2 separate regions of the Homo sapiens genome follow, and region 1 is linked to region 2. A link is a contact called in ENCODE Hi-C data. All regions are on one chromosome and are shown on one strand. The core of a region is the stretch at or near the end of the contact, and the rest is flanking DNA. Distances in the headings are between cores, read along the strand shown. Region 1 holds the start of OR9G4 (olfactory receptor family 9 subfamily G member 4). Region 2 holds the start of OR5AR1 (olfactory receptor family 5 subfamily AR member 1).

Region 1 (6,081 bases), core at 3,020-5,519, 85 kb before region 2:
GTTGTGTTTTCTTTTCCTAGAAATGGAGACTTGTAAAGCCTTGGCTCTTCTAGCAGAAATTTAACAGCTCTTGCCAACCCAGAACACTGGCAATCATAATGTCACCCTTCTTTGATTGTGGTAGGTGGTAGTAGGGGCCCTCTAAGTGACATTGTGTCCCTCATGACTGGCAACAGTCCTCTCCAGCTCCCACCTCTGAGGGAAAGAAGACTCTGGGGTTGTTTCCATAACTTTCTATTTAGTTTCCTATTACTGCCGTAACAAATAACCACAAACTTCCTGGCTTCAAACAACAAAAATCTGTTTTCTACAGTTCTGTAGTTCAGAAGTTTGAAGTCAGTACCACTGGGCCAAAATCAAGGTGTCGGCAGGGTCGTGCTCTGTCCAGATGTTCTAAAGGAGAATCCATTCCTTTTCTATTTCAGCTCCTTGTGGCTGCTGGCATGACTTGGCTTGTGGTTGCATTACTCCAACCTCTTCTCCCATGATCACACTCACTACCTCCTCCTTTTCTGAGTCAAGTCTCCCTCTGCCTCCCTCTTGTAAGGATATTTGTAATTACATTTTGTGCCCACCCTGATAATATCCCCATCTCAATTCTCTTAATAACATATGGAAAGACCCTTTCCCCATGTAAAGTAATATTCCCAGGTTCCTGGAATTAGAAAATGAGTATATTTGTGGGTCATTATTCCTTCTATCATACTTTCACAAACAATTCATTTTAGGTAGTTTCATTCTTTTTAAAAAAAACCTATTAATTCTGTAGGAAATTCAACCCAAATTATGAACACAATTTTCCAATGATTAATACTTTTATTTCATTTCCAGACACATTTTAGGGTCACGAAGGTAGCTGTGGTTTGAAAATACCATTTTGTAAGCACATCTGTTCTTTTTATTCAAATTACATACGTTCTACTTTATGCAAACTTGTATTCTTAGTTTTGTGAACAAAAATTTGAATGAAATACAATTATTTACTCCAAAGAAATTATAGAATAATGTACTTCCAATGATATTATAAAATGTGGTTAGCATAATAAGATTACTTTTTTTACTGTTTATCCTTTTAGAGTTCACAGAAGATTTGGGGTTACAGCAAGTGCTCTTTTTCATCTTTCTCATCATTTATGTCATCAGCCTCTCAGGCAACATCATTCTGAATTCTCTCATCTGTGCTGATTCTTGGCCCTACACACCCATGTATTTCTTCACTGGAAACCGGTTCCTTCTGGATCTCTGGTATTCCTCTGTCCACATCCCCGATATCCTGCTGACTTGCATTTCTGATGACAAAACCATCTCCTTTCCTGGCTGCCTTGCTCAGTTCTTCTCTGCTGTGTTGGCCTAAAATGAGTGCTATATGATGGCTTCCATGGCTTATGACCGCTACATGGCAATCTCCAAGCCCCTGCTTTATTCCCGGGCCACATTCCCAGAGTTATGTGCCAGTCTTGTTGAGGCTTCACACCTTGGCGGCTTTGTAAACTCAACCATCATCACCAGTGAGACACCTACCTTGAGCTTCTGTGGCAGCAATATCATTGATGATTTCTTCTGTGATCTGCCCCCACTTGTAAAGTTGGTGTGTGATGTGAAGGAGCGCTACCAGGCTGTGCTGCATTTTATGCTTGCCTCCAATCATCACTCCCACTGCACTTATTCTTGCGTCCATCTCTTCATCATTGCAGCCATCTCGAAGATCCGTTCCATTAAGGGCCGCCTCCAGGTCTTCTCCACTTGTGGGTCTCCCCTGACGGCTCTCACCTTGTACTATGGTGCAATCTTCTTTATTTACTCCCAACCAAGAACTAGCTATGCCTTAAAAATGGATAAATTGGGGTCAGTGTTCTATACTGTGGTGATTCCAATGCTAAACCCCTTGATCTATAGCTTAAGAAATAAGGATGTCAAAGATGCCTTGAAGAAAATGTTAGATAGACTTCAGTTTCTTAAAGAAAAATATTGGTAAACAATTTTTAACAGATTATCTCCACGTCATTGTTTTCAGCTTATATTCTCAGAAATAAATAAAAGATAAAATAATTTTATAACTTGGAAACGGAAGTCTGCATTTTTGTTTTTAAGTTGGAGCTAAGGTATTGGAATGTATTTTTTAAATAAATGAGGCTGGGGCATTTGCAAAAGCTACTATGCATGGTAGCTTGGAACGGAATCTATAAAATTGTTAAGGGGTCTGAGAATATTGAAAGAAAGCAGATTAAATTTTTTTTTCATTTGACATTTCATAAGTTGCCTACGTCTATAGCATTTTATACAATAAATGAGAATAATATAACTTGTTATGTAATCATTGTTAAGATTAAATAGATTAAGTGATTTACTTGAAATAATGAGGGTCATTGGTTTGAAAAAAGAATGCAAACCCAGAACTTACAAAAAATAACAATGAAAACAAAAAACAAAGGTATTTACCTCACTTGTTAGATGAGAGAGTGAGTTAGGAAGTCACACAAAAAGTATCTACTGCCCTATAGTAGATATGGGCTGGCCTGTAGTGAGCGCTACCTCCTGGCTGCCATGGGTTATGACTGCTATGAGGCAATCTCCAAGCCCCTGCTTTAATCCCAAGCCACGTCTACAGAGTTATGTGCCAGTCTTGTTGCAGCTTCTTGTTGCGACATCTACTGTATGAATTAGCTGTTTGTCTTGGTGTGCTCCCCTCGCTGCCCTACCCCGACAGGCCCCAGTGTGTGTTGTTCCCCTCCCTGTGTCCATGGATTCTCATTGTTCAGCTCCCACTTATAAGTGAGAACATGTGGTGTTTGGTTTTCTGTCCCTGCATTAGTTTGCTGAAGATAATGGCTTCCAGCTTCATCCGTGTCCCTGCAAAGGACATGATCTCATTCCTTTTTATGGCTGCATAGTATTCCCTGGTGTATATGTATACCTAGGTGATGGGTTGATAGGTGCAGCAAACAGCCATGGCACATGTTTACCTATATAACAAACCTGCACATCCTGCACATGTAGACCAGAATTTAAAATTAAAAAACAAAAATGAAAAGAAAAAAAAAAGAGTATCTACCATAAAGTTCTCCTAGAAACAAGTTTGTTTTTTTCGTTTCTGGCTCTCATTTTTTAGCTTGCATGATGCAAAGATGACAGATTTCCTTAGCAATAGACAAAATAGAGAATGAATATCAATACTTAGAACCACCATGCACTTTCAATAAAAGAGTATTTTCCTTAACAATGAAAGAATTAAGGACAGTAGTGCAGCAGTTGTATGAGACAGGCAGAAAGGGAGATGTAGGTAGGACATAGAAACAGATCGAGAAGTAGGACCAGAGAGAGATTTCAGAAAACTTTATATCCGAGGGAAGATTTAGAATGAAAATCTTTACCAGGAAAACAATGACTGATAACAATCAAGTATATATGAATTTTTGTATGTTTTTTTTAATGTTATGTTATAAATTAATTAAAAATTAGAGACAATTTCACCATGACATATCAAATTTCCTGGTTATAGTAGTCTTTTTACAAATAAAACATGAGGTTTTACCAAAATAGTGTTGGTAATTGAGTGTATCAGTTTGCAAGTGTTGCTATAACAAAATAGTGCAGCCTGGATGGCTTACAAAACAGAAATTTACTCTCCCACAGTTCTGAGGGCTAAAAGCCCAAGTTGAAGGTGCTGGCAGGATTGGTTTCTTGTGTATGTTCAACTTTCCTTTTTATAAAGACACCAGTCAGATTGGATTGAGCCTACTTTAACTGCCTCATTTTAACTTCATCACTTGTTTAAAGATCTCATCTTCAAATATAGTCAGATTCTAAGGTACAGTAAGTTAGGGCTTCAACAAATGGATTTCCAAAAGACACAATTCAGACCATTGTGCATGTGTGGGATAGGTAGTAGATTGCCGGTGGAGGAGACAAGAGCGAGTAGCCTGGACAGAGAAAAGAGCGTGTGACATGGAAAAAAAATATAGACCACATGATACTTTTTAGAAAAGTCTAATTAGTACAATTTGGAAAAATTCAATTATAAGACAGACCCAACATAACAGGATTATATTATGAGTTAGATCCATTAAGAGAGTCAACTTTTAATGAAATATTCCTCATTTCATCATTTTCTAATTTATTTAACATCCCCAAACTCCAGATGAACTCTAATTGAGTCTTTGGAGACAGAGGTACGTATTTCTGTGCTGGTGTGAGGGAGGTGTCTCAAAGGGCTGTTGAGGACATACATATATTGAGTGCAACAAAGGCACATTAAACACCAGAAGAGAGGGAAAAGTGTGACTTCCAAGAGCTGGCCTTCCAAACCAAGGGTAAGCACCTGGGATCAGGGGCAAATAGGAAGTCTGGCCTTTCTCTGACCTCAGCTGCAAATCAGAAGGGGGATACAGAATCTGGCACGGCTGTCAAACGATTTACTGCTGCACCACACATGCACACAGGTGCACGTGCAGACTCCCTAGTAAATCAAATTCCATTCAGTGATACATCCTGCTCTCACGTAGAATTTGAAACTCAGTCTTGTATCTATGCTGGGCCATCATATATTCACTCACACAGTGAAAAAATCAAGAGGACAAAAAAATGTGACTTGCTTTTTTGACCCCAGTGATTGTGCTACTCTAAACTACTAGTGTATGGCATTTTCACTTCTTGGTATTAATTTTGAGATGCCAGGAAGGCACATTCCTACCAAAGAGTTTTTCTTGCTCTAGTGAAGGGATCAGAGATCTGGGCTGCTGCAGGGGAAGATGCATCTTGATAGGCCATTTCTATAGAAGATTCTTTAGCATGATTGGCTCAGACATTTTCTGTGCCTTTTATTTCACATTCACAGATACTTGGTAACTTGTTTCAAATTAGGTCTCGGAAGTGAGACTTCTCTTTTATTTACTCTTCTTTCTTATTTTGATACAGTACACTGTGCTGGGAAAGTCCACTTGAGGATAGATCTTGTTCTGAATATTTTGAACCAGGTTAGAAATAGACTGTACTGGCTGGGCACGGTGGCCCAAGCCTGTAATCCCAGCACTTTGGGAGGCTGAGGAGGGCGGATCACGAGGTGAGGAGTTCAAGACCAGCCTGGCCAACATAGTGAAGCCCTGTCTTTACTAAAAATACAAAACATTAGCCAGGCATGGTGGTGGGTGTCTGTAATCCCAGCTACTTGGGAGGCTGAGGCAGGAGAATCACTTGAACCTGGGAGGCAGAGGTTGCTGTGAGTGGAGATTGTGCCACTGCAGTCCAGCCTGGGTGACAGTGTGAGACTCCGTCTCAAAGAAAAAAAAAAAGAAATAGAAAGTACTTTGCTAAACCAGCTTCAAGATATGAAGGTAATTAACCAATTACTCACTCTAGAAATATTTACTGAGTGCTAATTCATGACTAGGAACTGTTCTTTGTGCTGGAATACAGCAATAAACAAGACAGAGAAATATTTTGCTGTATAGATGTTGCATTCTGGTGAGAAGAAGCAGGCAATAGATTTAATAAACAGGAGTTAGAGGATGACAATAGATGAGGGGGATAACACAGTAGAATTGGAGTAGAGTAATAAGGGTGAAGATTGTCGGAAGGAAAGGGGCATGGAATTTAAAAGGGGCATGGAATTTAAAATGTCACATTCACCTTTGTCAGAATGTGACGTTTGAAAGGAACTTAAAGAAGATGAAGGAGTGAGCCATGAAAACATCTGGAGTATAGTGTTCCAGGCAGAGGGAACAGACAGTCATGCACCCTAGAACTTAAAGTATAATAATAATAATAATAATAATAATAATAATAAATCTTTGATGCTGGGACAGAGACGGCACATTTGAGAAAAAGTGAGAAAGCCATTGAGGCTAGGGCAGAAGGAAGGAGGAGGTCAGTGTGGTGAGTGTTAGGAGATAAGGTTCTTTAGGTAAGGGAGAGACAGATTACGGGTTTTAACTTGGAATAAATTGGGAGCCTTTACAGGGTTTTAAATACAGAAGCAACTTATTTATTTGTTTAATGGCCTACACTGGCTGTTGTATTGAAAATATACCATAGGGAACAAGGGTGTAGATGAGTTAGAAAGTGATGGCAATATTCTTGGCAGTA
Region 2 (6,773 bases), core at 1,790-4,289:
GAATAGTAAACAGAAAAGAATGAATAAGACCTATTATTTAATAGCACAATAGGGTGACCGTAGTCAATAATAACTTAATTGTGTATTTTGAAATAACTTAAAGAATGTAATTTGATTATTTGTAACTCAAAGGATAAATACTTGAGGGGATGGATACTCCATTCTTCATGACATGCTTATTTCACATTGCATGTCTGTATCAAAACATCTCATGTAAGCCATAAATATGTACACCTACTATGTACCCACAAAAATTAAAAATAAATAAAAAATAATAACTTAAAATAAATAAAATGAGGATAATGTCTACTTCAAATGATCATTATATGAATTTAATAAGATTTAAAGTGGTTTGTTTATTGTGTGAGTACAGGAAATGAGAAAAGTTAGCCCTGTAGCCACAAGGTCACTGATTAGAGACTTAGCAATGGGATTCCAAGATTCCTGATTCTAAGGCAATTGCTCTTTCAGTTATAACATACCCTTGGTTTGTAGTTAATGGGATAGGAAAGCCCTTTTTTTTCTTACATTTCACAGAGCATACATGATTTTCACAATGGTGAAAAAAAGAAACTGAAGGCTAGAGCTGGACTGTTTCTGAACTGTCAACTCTGTATCTGTGCATTAGCTGCAGGTGGTTCTTTCCCCAAAATGAGTTATGATGTGACTAATTTTAAACTAGATCAATTACAACTTGTGTACAGATAAACCCCAGTAAATCCTAGGTTTTTTATCTTAAAAACTCTTCAGTGCCTTTCATGATGAATATGGCAGCTCTATACTTTAAGGCAACCATTGTGTTTCCCTGACTTTTAACTATGTTACACTGGAGGAAGGGTTGAAATAGAAAGATGATTGATTACAAGTATTCAAAACTGTTATTGTGACAGAATTTCAGCACATCTGGGAAAATGTTAGCTTATCCAAGATCTCAATCTGCTGCTGATACCTGACATTCTTGTTTTCAATTGAATATTTTGTAGCCTTTAGAACATGTGAATAAAAATTATATAATTTTTTCTTGTTAGTCATTCCTACATCAGGATTAATGAGACTGTTCTTTGAAAAGGGCCTGCTGATGCTGGTGAAGGGCATGGAGACCCATGGCATCCCAGGGAAAGCTAGGGTCTAATTAAGATACAAGACAGTACTAATTTTAGATGGGAGCAGGTAAGCTAACCTTGTAGACATAACAATCTTGCTAAAATCAGCCTTAGAGATTGCATCCAGCTTTATCTTTCTTAGAGCCCCAGAATTATTGGATTTCCTCTGAGGGCCAAGAAGATGTCAATATATACAGTTGACAAAACTATGATGCCTACTCCTTTTTAACATTAGGTAGAGAAGGTCAAAGAAATCCTGTGGTTATTAGTTGAACCCACCCACTTGACCCACTAAAGGGAAAGCTGAGGACAGAAAAAGAAGACGATTTTATTCCCTGATTATAGCTAGTCACCAGCAGAACTTAAATATCTGGCTCTTATCCTTGGACTTCGCATAGTCACTGATTTGTTACCAGTGACAGCAGATTCAGAGAGACAATACAGTCACTGGAAGCACAGCAAACTCCTTGTTGGCAAAAAGCCTTGTGTTTATATCCTCTAGAACCTGGCACATACATAACACTTAAAATTTTTTGCTAAATATATGAATGGATAGAACTCAGACTGAGTTACATTGTCCCTCACACCAGCCTCATTCTCCATGTTTTTAACTACATTTTCTCTGACTTCTTTTGAGAGTAAAAAAAATTTCAACATTTGGACCTGGCATTCCTCATGACCCCAGGGGAAAAAAAATTGTTCAGAGTTATTGACTATTTCTTTCTCTTACTGAGTCCTGTCCCAGTTTCTAATTAATATGTGAACCAACTTTAAATAAGAAATGAATGTATTTTGCCCAGTATGTCTTTCAAATATACTAATTTAGTTTATATTTCTTTCAGATTGCAGAGTTAAGGATTAGAGCCCACCCTTCAGAATTTAATATTCACTTAGCAAGGAGATGGTAACTTGGGTAGTGTTTATCGAAAAGTTATTTGCATTTTCTATGCCCTTCTACTACTGTCATTTACCTATGACAGAAACAGATTTTCATTTTGTGTTATTATTGAGATTTTTTTCCAATTAGCTTTTTGAAAGCAGCTTTCACATCCTTGTTCCGCAAACTGTAGATCAAGGGATTTAACATGGGGATGATAACCGTGTAGAACACAGAGGCCCACTTGTCTTGGTCCAGGGAGTAGCTGGATGTTGGCCTCAGGTACATAAACATGACTGTGCCATAGAAGAGGGTGATGCCAGTAAGGTGAGACCCGCAGGTGGAGAAAGCCTTAAGGCGGCCTTCAGCTGAACGCATTCTGATGATTGCAACAAGGATAAAGGTATAGGAGATGAAGATGATGAGGATGGTGCTGAATTCAATGAAGCCACACAGACTGAAGAGCAAGATCTCACTGATGTAGGTGTCTGAGCAAGAGAGGGCCAAGAGTGGTGGGATTTCGCAGAAGAAATGATTGATGATATTGGAACCACAGTAACTCAGGCTGAAGGTGAGGGTAGTGTGGGCTACTAAACTCACTAGACCAGCCAGGTAAGAGCCCAGCATGAGAGCCAAGCAGACCTGCTTGGACATGAAGGTGCTATAGTGGAGGGGTCGACAAATGGCCACAAAACGACCATAGGCCATGGCTGCCAGGACATAGCACTCAGCATCCACAAAACCTACAAAAAAAGCAAACTGGGTGGCACAGCTGGAGAAGGAGATAACTTTGTGATTTGTTAGGAAGTCAGCCAGCATCCTGGGGGCAATGGCTGAGGAGTAGCCCAGGTCAACAAAGGAGAGGTTGCAGAGGAAAAAATACATGGGTGTGTGAAGCTGAGTGTCTGTTGTAATCAGGATAATCATACCAATATTCCCCACTACATTAACCAGGTAAACTATGAGGAAGACCACGAAGAAGATGATCTCCATCTGAGGGTCCTGGGTGATGCCCATGAAGATAAACTCAGTCACCATTGAGCTGTTTTCTTTATCCATTGCTTCAAGTGTATGTGTGCCTGGATTTAGTTTTTTGATGGATGTAGTAAATTCCCTGTCACTGAAAATATTCAAACTAAAGACGAGCAATCATATGCCAGAGATATTGCAATATACATATATATATATATATTTATCTATTGTGTATATGTGTATACATATAGTTCTACAGTAAATGAAGGCTTTGTTTAGGATGATTCATAAAAATCTTTCCAGTAATTAGATTCTATGACCAATAGAATAACTCAAATGCTTTGTTAAAATGGTGATGTGTCCTCTCCATGTGCCCACTGACAGCATGAGGAGGTGTTAACTTCTTGGGAATGGCAAGTTCTGCTTCTTCAATGACCTTGGTGCTCCGGGGTCATTTATCACATGATACTAGATGTTTGACTCAGTCTGCACAATTGTGTGTCTTATTAATGAGTAAAGAAGAACAGTGTGGATATTTCTTCTTTCTAAAAGAAAGCAAATATAAATTCAGATAATGAATAAACTTTAATTTTCATTACAGGTAGACATAGATAGGAAAATAAGTGACACGAGGACCTCAAAGTATAACACATCACACATATACAGAAAGTGAAATACTTGGAACAGAAGATCAGACATATAAGAAAACACAGTAAATGATAATTTTTAAAAAGCCAGAGTTACTGAGTGGCACAAGAGAAATTAAAAAAGACATATTTCTGATTTAAAAAACTTGTATCCATAACATACAAAGACATTTTAATACCTAATAATAAGAAATCAGACAATCCAATAAGAATTGGTCAAAAATTTCAATAGATACTCACCAAAGGAGATCACTGAATCACAAATAATTGCGTAAAAATGCTCAAATATTCATTAGGGGAATACAAGTTAAAAACACAATAAAATAATGTTACACACTAATGATTAAAATTTTAAAAGACTGACTATACCAAGTGTTGACAAGGAAATGTAGTAATTGGAAATTTTATCGTTATTGGTAGAAATGTAAAGTAGTACAACCACTTTAGAAAACTGTTTCATAGTTTCTTATAAACTCAAAAATATGCATACCAACTCTATGATTCAGTCATTAAATAACCCTGCAAACAGCCTAACTGTACATAAGTGACAGGGTAAGTAAATTGGGGTATGTCCATAAAATGAAATGCTAATTAATGATTAAAAGAATCAGATTATTGACACATGCAATGTGTTAGATGAATCTCAAAATAATTAGACTGAGAGAAAACAGCCAGATAAAAAAGATAACTTTTATGATTTCATTTGTAAAAATCTAGAAAGTGTAAGATAATTAATATTGACAGGAGGCAGATCAATAGTCACCTGGATAGAGATATGTGTGAGGTGGAGCAGAGGGGAGGGAGTATCAAGAGGCATGAGGAAACTTTTGGGGGTAATGGATTTATTTACTATTTTGCAGGTGATAACGGTTTTGTGAGTGTATACATATATTAAGACATATCACATTTTATATTTCAAACATATTTAATTTGTTGCATGTCAGTTATACCTGAATAAAGCTGCTACAAAAAAAGAAGAGAATATTTGTCCCTACTGCAGTTCAGCTATTTCTCACTACATGTGAATGCAGACATCTCTTCATAGGTTAAATTGATGAGGAAATAAAAACCTAGGCTGAGGGGACTGACAAAGTCACTTGCTGATTCTGTGAGTTGCAGGATCAGCCATTGAATTTGGGACTACCAGTTCCCTATGTAGTGCTGTATTCATTGTATTCATTTTCCCCTTGTTTCTTCATGCAGGAATTTTAAAATAACCTACCAGGAAAAACGAAAAAAACAAACAACAACCACAAAAAAAACGAAAAATGATCTGATATTTTTCAGCATGTTCTTCAACTTTTAGCAAGAGAAAAAATAATCCTATTGTTGAAAAAGGACCTATCTAGCCAACCTTATACTTATACTTTATGTATGTATGTATGCATGTATTTATGTATTGTTAAGACGGAGTTTCGCTGTGTCTCCCAGGCTGAAGTGCAGTGGCACAATCTCAGCTCACCGCAGCAACCTCCGCCTCCTGCGTTCAAGCAATTCTCCTGCCTCAGCCTCCTGAGTAGCTGGGACTACAGGTGCTCGCCACCACGCCTGGCTAATTTTTCTATTTTTAGTAGAAATGGGGTTTCACCATGTAGGCCAGGCTGGTCTCGAACTCCTGACCTCAAGTGATCCAACTGCCTTGACCTCCCAAAGTGCTAGGATTACATGCATGAGCCACTATGCCTGGCCTATACTTATACTTTTATAGATGAGGAAACAGATTCAGACACTAATTAAAATGCAGATACCAGATTGCAATATTTAAAGGAGTAAGAGATAACCTTGTAAGAAGCACTAGGAATCAGGACTCTAATCCACAGCTGGGTATGTGCCAGTCAATCCATTTCATTTGATTGGAAAATGTAATTATCAGATAATTCCTTCCTCCCTTGTAGATTCGAGGCTCTGGTTAAATAAAGCAGTGTATGAGAAGGTGCTTCATCAGCCATAAAGCATCCTGCCTGTTCTCATTTATAGTGGACAGACAATTTCAGGTTTTACCATCTGCTACTCCTGATTTCCAGCACAATACTTAGCTTCTCGGAGTCATAATTTTTCATTTGTTCCTTGAGACTAATAATGCCTCCCTTAATAACTTTCTGTAAAAATTGATTAGAATATATAAAAAGGGCTGAATTTAGTGACATCATGTGTTAGGTGCTTAATGCAATTGTCAATTGTGTGCAAGTATAGATGTTTTAATTTATTAGATGAGCATGCACTCATAATTTCTAGAAAAAATGTTTCATGCTTATTCCTTAGAGAGAATGTATCACGAACTGCCTGAACTTTTAGGGAGACATAAATTTAATTCTGTAGTAATTCCATTAAATGATATTTAGAGACAAGGTTGTAATATTCAAAATTGAGCTTGACTAAGACAAAAGGAAAGAAAACCTCTACACTTTTCTTTTTGGTCCCATGTAGCCAACGTTCAGCCCATTAGACTCTTAAAGAAACGGTAGAATATTCAGCAAATAAGCATATTTCTTTGTTAATAATAAACTCAAATATTTAACAAAAGACCAGCACAAGTATTCTGTTATGGAAATAAAGGAAAAATGTACTTTAGATTTCTATGTATCACTTGCTTTTTCAAGTTCATATGAAAAGAATAGTGGAGCAAGAGTCTGGAGATCCTGGTTATAGTCCTATGTTTTTTAAAGAATAAATTGTTTGATCTCAGTAAATTGACACATTAGATGCACCTTCCTTATCTGTAATACAGATGGGGTGGCGAATACAAACTCTGTAGAATCTTCCATTCCTAGCATTTTTTGAATTTATACTTGTAACGAGATATCCTAAAAGCCAAACTCATGGTTTTGTCTTTTTTTGAAATGCTAAAATGGCAGGGACCTTGTGCCAAGAATAACCCATGCTCAAAGGGGCACTGGGCAGCATAACACTCCCCCCAACAGGTCACATCGCTTTCTACATTCAGACCTATGTCCTGACCTGCTTTCTACCTGTTGGTGAGAGGTTGAGTGTTCCCCTTCTTTGATGGGTTGTACCAAAGATATATTCTGAGAAGAATCGAAACACGGTGAATCAATCTGGTTGTTGTCTGAGCTACTAGCTCATCCCACCCTCACTCCTGTGTGCAGGAGGTATTTAAGTGTCACAAACAATTCCCAGAAGTACTTTATGCACTCACAGGAAACACAAAGGTTT

The links. A loop is a pair of places that touch in the nucleus more often than their neighbours do. Pooled maps may share reads with other maps.
Region 1: a loop to region 2 is called in a map of A673, with 2.8 times the contacts of the local background. The contact joins the promoter of OR9G4 here to the promoter of OR5AR1 in region 2. A Hi-C loop is called at or near these places in 1 of 168 maps with a recorded cell type or tissue (A673) and 1 of 50 pooled maps.

The regions. Positions count from the first base shown.
Region 1 is chr11:56,746,885-56,752,965 of GRCh38, reverse strand. It overlaps OR9G4 (olfactory receptor family 9 subfamily G member 4), which reads left to right and starts at 4,269. Exons shown (of 2, transcript NM_001005284.2): 1 at 4,269-4,310. It also overlaps the pseudogene OR9G2P.
Region 2 is chr11:56,659,952-56,666,724 of GRCh38, reverse strand. It overlaps OR5AR1 (olfactory receptor family 5 subfamily AR member 1), which reads right to left and starts at 3,039. Exons shown (of 1, transcript NM_001004730.1): 1 at 2,107-3,039. The coding sequence starts at 3,039. The coding sequence ends at 2,107. RefSeq lists enhancers at 6,014-6,622, 6,623-6,773.